2 separate regions of the Mus musculus genome follow, and region 1 is linked to region 2. The links are chromatin loops, found by intact Hi-C in ENCODE. Cell type or tissue: heart. All regions are shown on one strand. Each heading gives the region's core, and the rest is flanking DNA. Links, peaks and the distances in the headings are about the cores only.

Region 1 (5,376 bases), core at 213-5,212, 57 kb after region 2:
GGCACATAATCACCCACAACACCCAGTAATAAATACATCAATTACTTAAAAGGCTGAATATACTCTAGGAAAGCTTGGGTTGTTTTTATTTATTTATTTTTAAGATTTATTTACTTATTTTATGTATGTAAATACATTATAGCTGTTTTCAGACACACCAGAAGAGGGGATCAGATCCCATTACGGATGGTTGTGAGCCACCAAGTGGTGGCTGGGATTTGAACTCAGGACCTCTGGAAGAGCAGTCAGTGCTCTTAACCGCTGAGCCATCTCTCCAGCCCTTTTTTATGTTTTTGTTGTTGTTGTTTTGTTTTGTTCTGTCAGATGGATTCCTGCTTGGGAGCCCTGGCTATCCTGGAGTCTGTATCCCGCTGCTTCACCCTTCTGCATGCCAGGATTACAGGACTGTGCCATTGTGGCTGCTGTGGCTGAGATGGTTGGTGACTTTCCTTTCTTTACTTTTGGTGGTTTGAAAGTTTACCAATGGGAAGGGGCTGAAGAAATGGCTCAGTGGTTAAGAGCACCTACTGATCTTCCAGAGGACCAGCGTTCAGTTCCCAGGACTTACAGAGTGGCTCACAATGACCCGTGACTCCAAATCTAAGGCATTCGATGGCCTCTTCCGGCTTCCAAGGGTATCAGGCACACATATGGTACATCTACACTCACATTAAAATAAAAATAACAATAAATCTCAGATTTTTCTGAAGGTTGTATTTTACCCTAATACTGTTATGTTTTACAAAAATAAAGAGCAAACGTGTCAGTACTCATCTTTAGTGTAGATACATGAGAAAATAGAAGAGAGGAGAAAAATACAGTAACTTCTGTTTCATTGATTGGAACTGGAGTCTATCTAATCACTGTATATTTCTTATTATTTCTATTATGAGTCTATAATCACTCTATATTATTTTCCATATGTTTTATAACTCATTTATCTATTGGTGTATGAAAGAAATGTCTTCTGAGAGGGCCTCAAATCAAAACCTATGAGCTCACCGGCCATCTACCTTTTCTCCTCCTCCTCCTCCTCTTCCTCACCCCTTCTTTAGCCCTGGCTGGCCTGAAACTCACAACTCAATATGTGGACTGTCTTATCTCTGCCTTTAGGTGCTGGGATTAAAGGTATGCGCTACTCACCATGACTGGCCTTTTTTTTTTTAAAGATGGAGTCAACTTAGAGGAGTTCATCCACATTTTCCTGTCTCCATTCTCCCAGTGGTGGGATTACAGGTATGCACCAGCACACCACCCAGGGCTCAGATCGAGTTCTAAATCCCCACTCCCTGTAGACCTTGTGGTACCTATCTATAATCCTAGCATTTATAGACAGAGGCAGGAGACCCCAAAATACAAACCAAGGAAGATCCTGTCTCAAGATATCACATTGTTTACTCAGCAGAACCAGGGCTCTCCGGAGAAGTACCTGATTCTAAGCCTAAGCCGGGTAGGGAAGTACAGAAGATGAGGCCAGAGCATCCTGTATCAGAGGGAAGAACGCAGCCAGAGAACAGTGGAGACACATCAACTAGAAACACAGACAGCTGTCCTGAAGAGGCTTTCATTGGCCTGACTCAGAGCATTAAATGTGAATGACAGCAACAGATTACAATCAGGAATAAAATCAGAAATGGGGAGTCTGCATTTAAAAATAAATATTATGTTTAAAATGTTTAAAAAGAACAAGAGTGTTTGGAAAGATGGCCTAGTGGTTTAGAGCCCTTGCTGTTCTGGAGCACTGGGGTTCAACTTCCAGCACCCACATAGCAACTCCCAACCATCCATAACTCCAGCTCCAGGGGATCGGACATTCTCTTCTGACCCAGGCACCAGGGGCACATGTGTTGCACAAGCCCACAGGCAAAATATTCATACACGTAAAATAAGTAAACCCTAAAAACAAGTTTCAAAGGAGAGAAATGGTGATTTTAAGTACGAACGTCGTTTCCATTGCCAGGGGTAACTTTCCAGCAAAGAATCCTGGCAGACACCACCTTAATTTAAGACAAAAGTGAACATTATCAGTAATAAGACCTGACAGATTTAAACCCTGGACCTCTGGATACCAAGCGCTAAGAAGGACTTCCGCGATAGTCCTGCCTTAGATGCATAGCCAGAAGCGAATCAAGACCGGCACATCCTCCATAAATCAACCGCCCAGATCTGACCCTCCCCCGGTCCTGGCGCCCGCCTGCTGCGGGCACGCCCCGGCCCATTCCCGCTGCCTCCCCGTGGTCGCTGCCAGGAGACTCAGGCGCCTTTCCCCGGGCGGGCGGGTGGAGGCTGGGCGACAGCGCAGCCATTATCCTGCAGTGTCTCCAGGGGAGCATCCTCCCGCAAGAGGTCCTCCTGGAGTCCAGAAACAGTAACTACACTTCTCTTTTCATTGAGGTAACACACATCGATGTGTCTCTTCATAAAAATTTAACGTTTTGATGCACGATTTAACTAGGTGTGGCGGTGCCCACCAGTAATCTCAACAATACCTGAAAGCCCTCAACTGGAAGAGAATCGAGAGTTCAAGGTTATCCCTCCACTGAACAAGTAGTTCAAGGCCAGCCTGGGCTACATTAAACCAGCATTGAGTTCCTGCTCTCCCAGTCCCCTTTGCAGCCTCCACATGCGATTGTCTCTAACGACTTGGAATTGAATAATAAACAACTCTTAGTCACTAACCGTCTCCTGATGGTCCACAAACGCCTGAAGGGAAAGAGGAGATTCTAAAAGGAGTTTGGGTCTCTCATTCTGGCTCTCTGGACTGTTGGGACTAAGAAGCCCTGGAAATTGGAGTTCCATCCCTCCTCCCTCAGGTTTCTCGTACGGGGAGATGGAAAAGGCTGGATCCTGCTGCCAACCAAACCGGGGCCTGTCTCCATGAAAATGGAAGACATTTTAACTGGAACCCAGCAGTGATGGATCAGTGATGGGAAGAAACTCACCTTGACTAGGACTGAATAATTATGTCTACAGATTGCCCTCAGTTGAAACTATACCCCCTCCCATGTTTGGACCAGAAAGATGGCCTAGGACAGCCACCCTATCTCTTTGCACCTCATCCCAGTGTGACCTTATTGAATAAATTAAAATTTTCTGCTTTTCACTATTTATTGGCTTTTTTGTTTTTTTTTTCTTTTTTGGGTTTTTTTGTTTTGTTTTTTGAGACAGGGTTTCTCTGTATAGCCCTGGCTGTCCTGGAACCCATTTTATAGACCAGGCTGGCCTCGAACTCAGAAATCTGCCTGCCTCTACCTCCGGAGTGCTGGGATTAAAGGCGTGTGCCACCACTGCCCAGTTTATTGGCATTTTTTCATCAGTTTTATCAAAGACAGGAGGCTGAGCCTGGCTTACTAGGGCTTTCAAGGACACAGGATCCCACCCTAAGTTAGGTAGCCTTATCACCTACATTGTCCCCAAACATCTTCCTGCCAGGACTCTTTTTTTATTTTGTATATGAGTGTTTGCCCATGCAGGTGAATTGTACCTGGTGCCTACAGAGGCCAGAGGAAGGCATTGGATACCCTGGGACTGGAGTCGCTGATGATTGTAAGCTACCACACAGGGGTCAGGAATCAAACCCGGGTCCTCTGCAAGAATAGCAAATACTTTTATCTGCTGGCAATGCCACCTCTCTGTCCCATCATTTTTTTCTGGTGATGCTGGGGATGAACCAGGGGTCCTGTGCCTGCGAGGCAAGTGCTCCACCCTGAGGTATGTCCCCAGCTCCAGGCCATGATTTTCTTGATCTATGAAACTGATCCTGCCCTAATTCCCAGGTGAGCCCCGAAACCTTGGCTGCCTGACCCAAGGGATGCCCTGTCATCTGAGGAAACGTCTTTCCTGGACAGAACCCAAGTCATTTTTTTGTCTTGTTTTTTTTTTTCTTTGTTTCTTTGTTCTTTGGGGTCCCCCCCAACCCCCGAGGACCCAGGCATATTTCCTTGGAATAGATCAAAAGGATCATCTTTCTCTTGGCCAGATCCTCCTAGCCACTTCCCCTCAGCCTCCCACAGATCCATCATGTCCTCCACTGACTGACTGCCATACACACCACTCTAATCCCAGCGATATTTACAGATTGCCGGAGGAAGAACAACAGATCTGCAGTCCTGTCCAGGACTTTGCAGAATAGATCACAGGGAGGCAAATTCTGTAAAGGAACACTTACTTTAGTGAGCAATGTATTTCTTCTATTGCTATAATAAAACACCATGACCAAGGCAACTCATAGTAGAAAGAGTTGATTTGGACTTAAGTTTCCAGAGAGTTACAGTCCATGGTGGGTGGAGCAAAGGCGTGGTAACAGAAGCTAAGGGCTTACTTCTTGAACCACAAGCCCAGAGCAGAAGGAGGGAACTAGAAACCATGTGGTAAGTCTTAAAACTCTCAAAGCTTACTCCAGTGACCTAGTTCCTCCTGCAAGACCTCACCTCCTAAACCTACCCAAGTAATGACACTAACCACCGGGGACCAAGTATTCAAATGCTGGAGATTATGGGGGGGACATCTCATTCAGAACCCCCACAAACACCTTAGGCTTTGTAGATAAAAGGTACCAGTCAGCCAGGTCTGGTGGCGCACACCTTTAATCCCAGCACTTGGGAGGCAGAGGCAGGTGGATTTCTGAGTTCGAGGCCAGCCTGGTCTACAGAGTGAGTTCCAGGACAGCCAGGGCTACACAGAGAAACCCTGTCTCAAAAAACCAAAAAAAACCCAAAACAAACAAACAAACAAACAAACAAACACCAAAAAAAAAAAAAAAGAAAAAAAGAAAAGAAAAGAAAAGAAAAGAAAAGTAAGGTACCTGTCACAAGCACTGAACTTTGCTACCGCAGTTGCAATAAAGCTTTATTTACAAAAACCAGTAAGCAAGAAGTGGCCAAGTCCTGTGCCACTAGCAACAAAGTAGCAGTTTATTTTTTTCCTTCTTATGCTAAATGAAGCTAATGAGTTCTGAGACAGATGGAAAGAGTATTTAACATTAACAGTTCTATATTATTATGTGGGATCTTTGAAAAAGAAAATCCTCAGGCTATAAATGTTTTTCTCAAGAGCAGGCAGCAAGCCCAGCTAATCTTAAATGAACGCAGCTTCAACTATTTTAAAAAATGTAAAATTATATCAATATATTGCTGAAACTGGACCAACTTCCTGACTTCAAATGAGAAATATTTGAAGCTGTTGTTCCACTGAAATCATTTTAAAACACAAATATGCACATATGTTTTAAAAACATTAAGATGAAAAGCTAAGACAGCAGAAATAAGTAAATTTCAGGTTATATGAGTTATAGCCACTCATTTATTGCTTTACAATCTCTTGGGTTTAGTTTTATATGTGTGTGTGTGTGTGTGTGTGTGTATACATATATATATG
Region 2 (5,376 bases), core at 234-5,233:
TGGCTGATTATGGGATGGATCCCTGGGTGGGGCAGCCTCTGAATGGTCCATCTTTTCATCTCAGCTCCAAACTTTGTCTCTGTAACTCCTTCCATGGGTACTTTGTTCCCTGTTCTAAGGAGGAATGAGGTATCCACGCATTGGTCTTCCTTCTAGTTGCCTTACTTTGTTCTTCCCTGGAATGCAGGTGCTCCAGCGTGTCTCAGAAGGGACTGCCTGCTGGTGTAAGCAGCCTCCAGGGCCGAATCCAACTTAATGTCATTTGAGCTGGGTATGATAGACATATTATATGCCTGTGATCTCAACACTCAGGATCCTGAATTCAAGGCCAGCTTTGGCTATAGAATGAGTTAAGAGCTAGCCTGGGCAATTGAACATGTCCCTGTCTCAGAAAAGACAGGTGTAGAGACAAGTGTGGAGCAGAGAACATGCTCACCATGTAGGCTGAGGTCATGGTTTTACATTGCTAAGGGGCAGAGCCATCCTCTGTTCCAGTTGGTTCTGAGTAGAACCCTCTAGAAGACTTCTTAGAAGACTCCTGATTTTCTCTCTTCTTTTTAAGCAGCAATACTTAATATTTTCTTAGGATGAATATTTGACATTATATCTTACATATAGACCTTTCTGACATGTAATTTTATTTTGTTTATCTTTTGTTTTTTTTTTTAATTTTATTTATTATTATAGTAAGTACACTGTAGCTATCTTCAGACACACCAGAAGAGGGAGTCAGATCTTGTTACAGATGGTTGTAAGCCACCATGTGGTTGCTGGGATTTGAACTCTGGACCTTCGGAAGAGCAGTCGGGTGCTCTTACCCACTGAGCCATCTCACCAGCCCTCTTTTGGTTTTTTTAAGATAAAGTTTCTCTGTATAACAGAGCCCTGACTCTCCTGGACTCAATTTGTAGACCAGGCTGGCCTTGAGCTCAAAGATCTACCTGCCTCTGCCTCCTGGGTGCTAGGATTAAAAACGTGTACCACCACACCCTCCTGAAATTTCATTTCTTTACTTTTTTGAGACAAGGTTCCACTGTGTAGACCAGGTTGGCCTTGAACTCAAAGTACCTGCCTCCTCCTTCTAAGTACTGGGATTAAAGGTCTGCCCCAACATGCTGCGGTTTTATTAATCCAGTCTATGCATCCAGTTAGAGAACAACCACCACCACCACCACCACCACCACCACCACCACCCAAAAAACCTGTTTTTAACCTATTTAGGGTTGAAGAGATGGCTTAGTGATTAGCAGCTCTTGCTGAGCAATCAGGGCGGGGGTTTGTATCCCAGCACCTATATAAGAAGCTGAGTGTCTGCATACCACTACCTCCAGCTCTGAGACAAGTGGAGATCTTGTCCTGGCTTACTCTGGTCCACGGGTGTCTTCCTGGCTGCTCTCTCATGGCAACCTCATGGTGAATCCTCCTGGTTCTTCCAGGTCTCTCTACACCTTTCTCTTGTCTCTTCCTCCCCTGCTTCCTCCCTCTGTCCCTCCTTTTCCCACACCCTCTCTTGACTCCCTCTCTCCTTGGTCTCCTCCTCTTTTAGTACCCCCAACTATGATCCAAAACCCTGCCCTATTTATTCTCTTCTCCTGCCCAGCTCTGTATTAGCCAATCAGAGGTGTTGGCAAACAGTTTTTACATAACATTAAGATAACCGTGCCATCATCCTGACTGCAAAGAGGGGTCTGGGGCTCATAGAAGTGAGCATCTGAAATACACAGTGCACACCCCCATCCCTAACGCCATCTCAGCCCTTAGACGGTCTTCTGTGACACTGAAATGACAGAATAGATAGATGCTCCATCGCATCCTTACTACAGCCCTTCCCCTCACGTTGTGGTTCATTACAACTTCATAACTTGTTACTTTGCTACTGTTACGAATTACAAGCGAATATTTTTGGAGATGGAGATTCGCCAAAGAGATCGAGATCCACAGGTTGAGAACAACTGCTCTAGCAGGTAAACTGGAGGGAGTTTTGTATAGACAACAAGAAAGCCTTGTTTGTAAAGAGGCGATTTCAACTGCTGGTGGCACTGTGACAGACTGCTGGTGTTCAGGCAGAAGGAACTCTGTAAAACACCATTTGGATTCCAGGCAAGCACCTCTTCATTCCCACAGGTATCCATCATTTTCCACAGACAGAGCTCCTGTCAGCCATTTTCCATTCATCCCTAGCTACAAATGAAGTTGTAATTGTAAGCTCACTGATTAAACGAGGAACTGAGGAAAAAGCACTTCGTAAAAAATACAGCATGACATAAATTTTGTTTCTGTGGTGGTGGTGGTGGTGGTGCCTGGCTGCCCTGGAACTCACTCTGTAGACCAGGCTGGCCTTGAACTCAGAGATCTGTCTGCCACTGTTCCCCAAGTTCTTAGAACTCAAGGCATGTGCCACCACTATCACCTCGCCTCATGACATAAATGTTACAAATTATTCCTTGTGTCTTGTTTTACACAGGATCTTACTGTGTAGCCTTGGCTAGGCTAAAACTCCATATGTATACCATGCTGGCCTCCAATTTACAGAGATCTTCCTGCCTCCCTTGAGTGCTGAGATTAAAAGGCATGAGTCTGGGGCTGGAGAGAGAATTGAGCACTGGTTGAGCCAGGCTCATGTCTTTAATCCCAGCGCTGGGAGGAGAGGCAGCCTGGTCTTCTGAGCAAGTTCCAGGATAGCCAAGGGTGTTACACCGAGAAACCTTGTCTCAAAAAACAAAGTGAAAACAACAACAAAACAACCAAGCACTTGATCTTGTAGAGGAGATCTGGTACAATTCCTAACACCCACCGGGTGGCTAACAACTGAAACTCCATTTCTGGGAGATCAACTGCAGTCCTCTACAGGCATGGCACACATATAGCAGTCATAAGTGCAGGCAAAGCACAAACATAAAATAAAAAATAAATCTTTAAGAGGGAAAAAGGTATGGACCACCACACAAGGTTAGGAATTATTCTTAAAAGCTGACAAGTCCCCTGCACACACGTGTGCTTTAATCCCAGCACTCCAGAGGCAGGCAGAACTTGAGTTTAGGGTAGGTCAGCCTGGCCTACATACTGTTCCAGGCCAGTGGTGCATGGTCCAGCCTCAAATTCAAAACGCAACCTTTTTCAATATTTTTATTTTGTATGGTTGTTTCTATGTGAATGAGTGTTTTGCCTGCATGTAAGTGTGCCATGCAGTACCAGTAGAGGCCACAAGAGGGCACAGGGTCCCCTAGACCCTGTGTAGCAGATGGTTGTTAGTGGCCTTGTCAGGGCTGGGCTCTGACCCAGTGTTAGCAACTGCTGAGCTATTTCTTCAGTTCCACCTCCAGGTTATTTCTTTTTAATTTTAGGGCTTTTGTTTGTTGGGCTTTCTGAGACAAGGTTTCTCCATGTAATCTCAGCCAGGCTGGCTTCAAACTCATCTGGGTGCTTCTGCCTCCCAAGTGCTGGGATTATGGTACACATCACCACACACCCGACTCCAGTTTACTTTTAAAGAGGAAAAGGGTTATATTGAAGGATCTTCATCTTCACCCGCTGACATGGCTCTTAGCAGTGTGTTTCCTGGCTACTTTTGTTATGTATGCGAGTAGTGTATGTACATGGTTGTGTGGGTGTATGGAGGCTGGGACAGTTTGCCCAGTCTTCCTCACCAACTCAGCCCTGTCGGCTCTAGGGGAGCTGGAAGCACCGCATTTTAGCTTGGCTGAATAGCCCAGACAGCTTCCAGCTCCATATGTATTCACCCTCCCACACACACTTGGCTTTGTTATGGGTTCTAGGAATTCAGACTCAGGGTTTCAAGCTTACAGAGCAAGCACTCTGCGCCATAGTTTGTGTATACACCCGTGTGTAGAAGCTCACACATGCACATCTGCATGGCGCTCAATGCTAGCTTCTCGTTCTCTCCCTCAGTTCTTGAGACAGGGTTTCTTCACTGAACCCGGGACTTACTTCTAGGGATCTGCTCATTTCCACACCCCAAGGAGCACTGGGTACATATGGAGCAGCCATGTCTGAATCCTTACATGGGTTCTGAGGACCAAAATTTGGGCCTTCTACCTGCATGGCAAGCACTGGCTTCCTCCTGAGTCATCTCTGCACCGTCACCTTGACCTTGACCTAATTGCACTGTCCCACCAATCAAGATGAGCTCATGAACATGAATTTTAAAAGAATTATCCAGTCTATGTATATGAGTACACTGTCTTCAGACACACCAGAAGAGGGCATCTGATCTCATTGCAGATGGTTGTGAGCCACCATGTGATTGCTGGGAATTGAACCCAGGACCTCTGGAAGAGCAGTCACTGCTCTTAACCACTGAGCATGTCTCCAGCCCCTACATAATTTTTTTAAAAAATATAATTTAAGAAAGATTTGTTTGTATAGGCATGGGTTTTTTGGTTTTGTTTTGTTTTTTTTTCCATTCATATGTCTGTGTACCACATACATGCAATGCCCAGAGACAAGATGAACTCGAGTCACCAACCTGGCTCCTCTGAAAGACTAGGCAGTGCTCTTAACTGCTGAGCGATCTTTCCAGCCACTTTCCAAGAATAGTATTAATTCTATGACAATTCAACTATGGCCAGGTGGTGGTGGTGCACATCTTTAATCCCAGCATGCAGGAGGCAGAGGCGGAGGCAGGAGGATCTCTGAGTTTGAGGACAGTCTAGTCTACAGAGCGAGTTCCAGAATAGCCAGGGCCACACAGGAAAAACCTGCCTCAAAAGAAGAAACAAAGCAAAACTGAGCTATGAGCTGATTCAGGCCTATTACCTCTCAGTCATAATCCTAAACCACTCAAAATAGTGGAATTGTGTTATAAGTTATTTCAGACTTACAAAAAAATGTTTGTTTTCTTTCAAGACAGGGTTTCTCTGGAGGCTGCCCTGGAACTCACTCTGTTGACCAGGCAGCCTCCAAACTCAGAGCCCTGCCTGCTTCCACCTCATAAATTTAAAGGTTATGGGTATGATATACATAATGTGATACATGTTTTGCCTACACTTCAGAGCCTGGTGCCTGTGGAGACCAGAGTAGGTATTTGATCCCATAGATACAGAGTTTGTGGAGTTACAGGAGGTTGTGAGTGCAAGGACTCAAATATTTCGTCCTTTAAAGAGTAGACAGTGAGTACTCTTACTGCTGGGGGCCTCTCTGACTCACAGACCTGAGGCTAGGTCCTGCAGATGGATGGCCAGGCTCCTGAATGCAGTCTTATAACCGTGTGCCTCAGCAGCCTGGCTGGCCATGCACTGGCGGGCAATGGCCGACCTGTTTTTATCTCGTGGAGATTCTAACTCAGAACTCCACCCAGCTTGCTAGGTTCCCACTGGCAGTTGCTACCACGCCAGCACCGTGCTTCAAATCCCCCCA

Evidence for each region. Peaks named below come from ENCODE experiments on the same cell type or tissue, not always from the same donor. Only the 100,000 strongest peaks of a DNase experiment are listed, where the experiment ranks them.
Region 1: it touches region 2 in a loop (4-fold over the local background); 9 of 42 quality-filtered maps call a loop at or near these places.

Annotation. Positions count from the first base shown.
Region 1 is chr4:129,404,388-129,409,763 of GRCm38, forward strand. No RefSeq gene overlaps it. Among named protein-coding and RNA genes, the nearest start is that of C330020E22Rik, 24 kb to the left of the region's middle. In heart, for the core only: a CTCF peak has its summit at 2,376; a DNase peak (open chromatin) is centred at 2,204; H3K4me3 peaks cover 783 bases; H3K27ac peaks cover 350 bases; H3K27me3 peaks cover 360 bases.
Region 2 is chr4:129,347,635-129,353,010 of GRCm38, forward strand. It overlaps Zbtb8os (zinc finger and BTB domain containing 8 opposite strand), which reads left to right. Exons shown (of 7, transcript NM_025970.4): 7 at 1-2,237. Among named protein-coding and RNA genes, the nearest start is that of Zbtb8os, 14 kb to the left of the region's middle. In heart, for the core only: a CTCF peak has its summit at 3,202 (motif pointing right); a DNase peak (open chromatin) is centred at 3,227.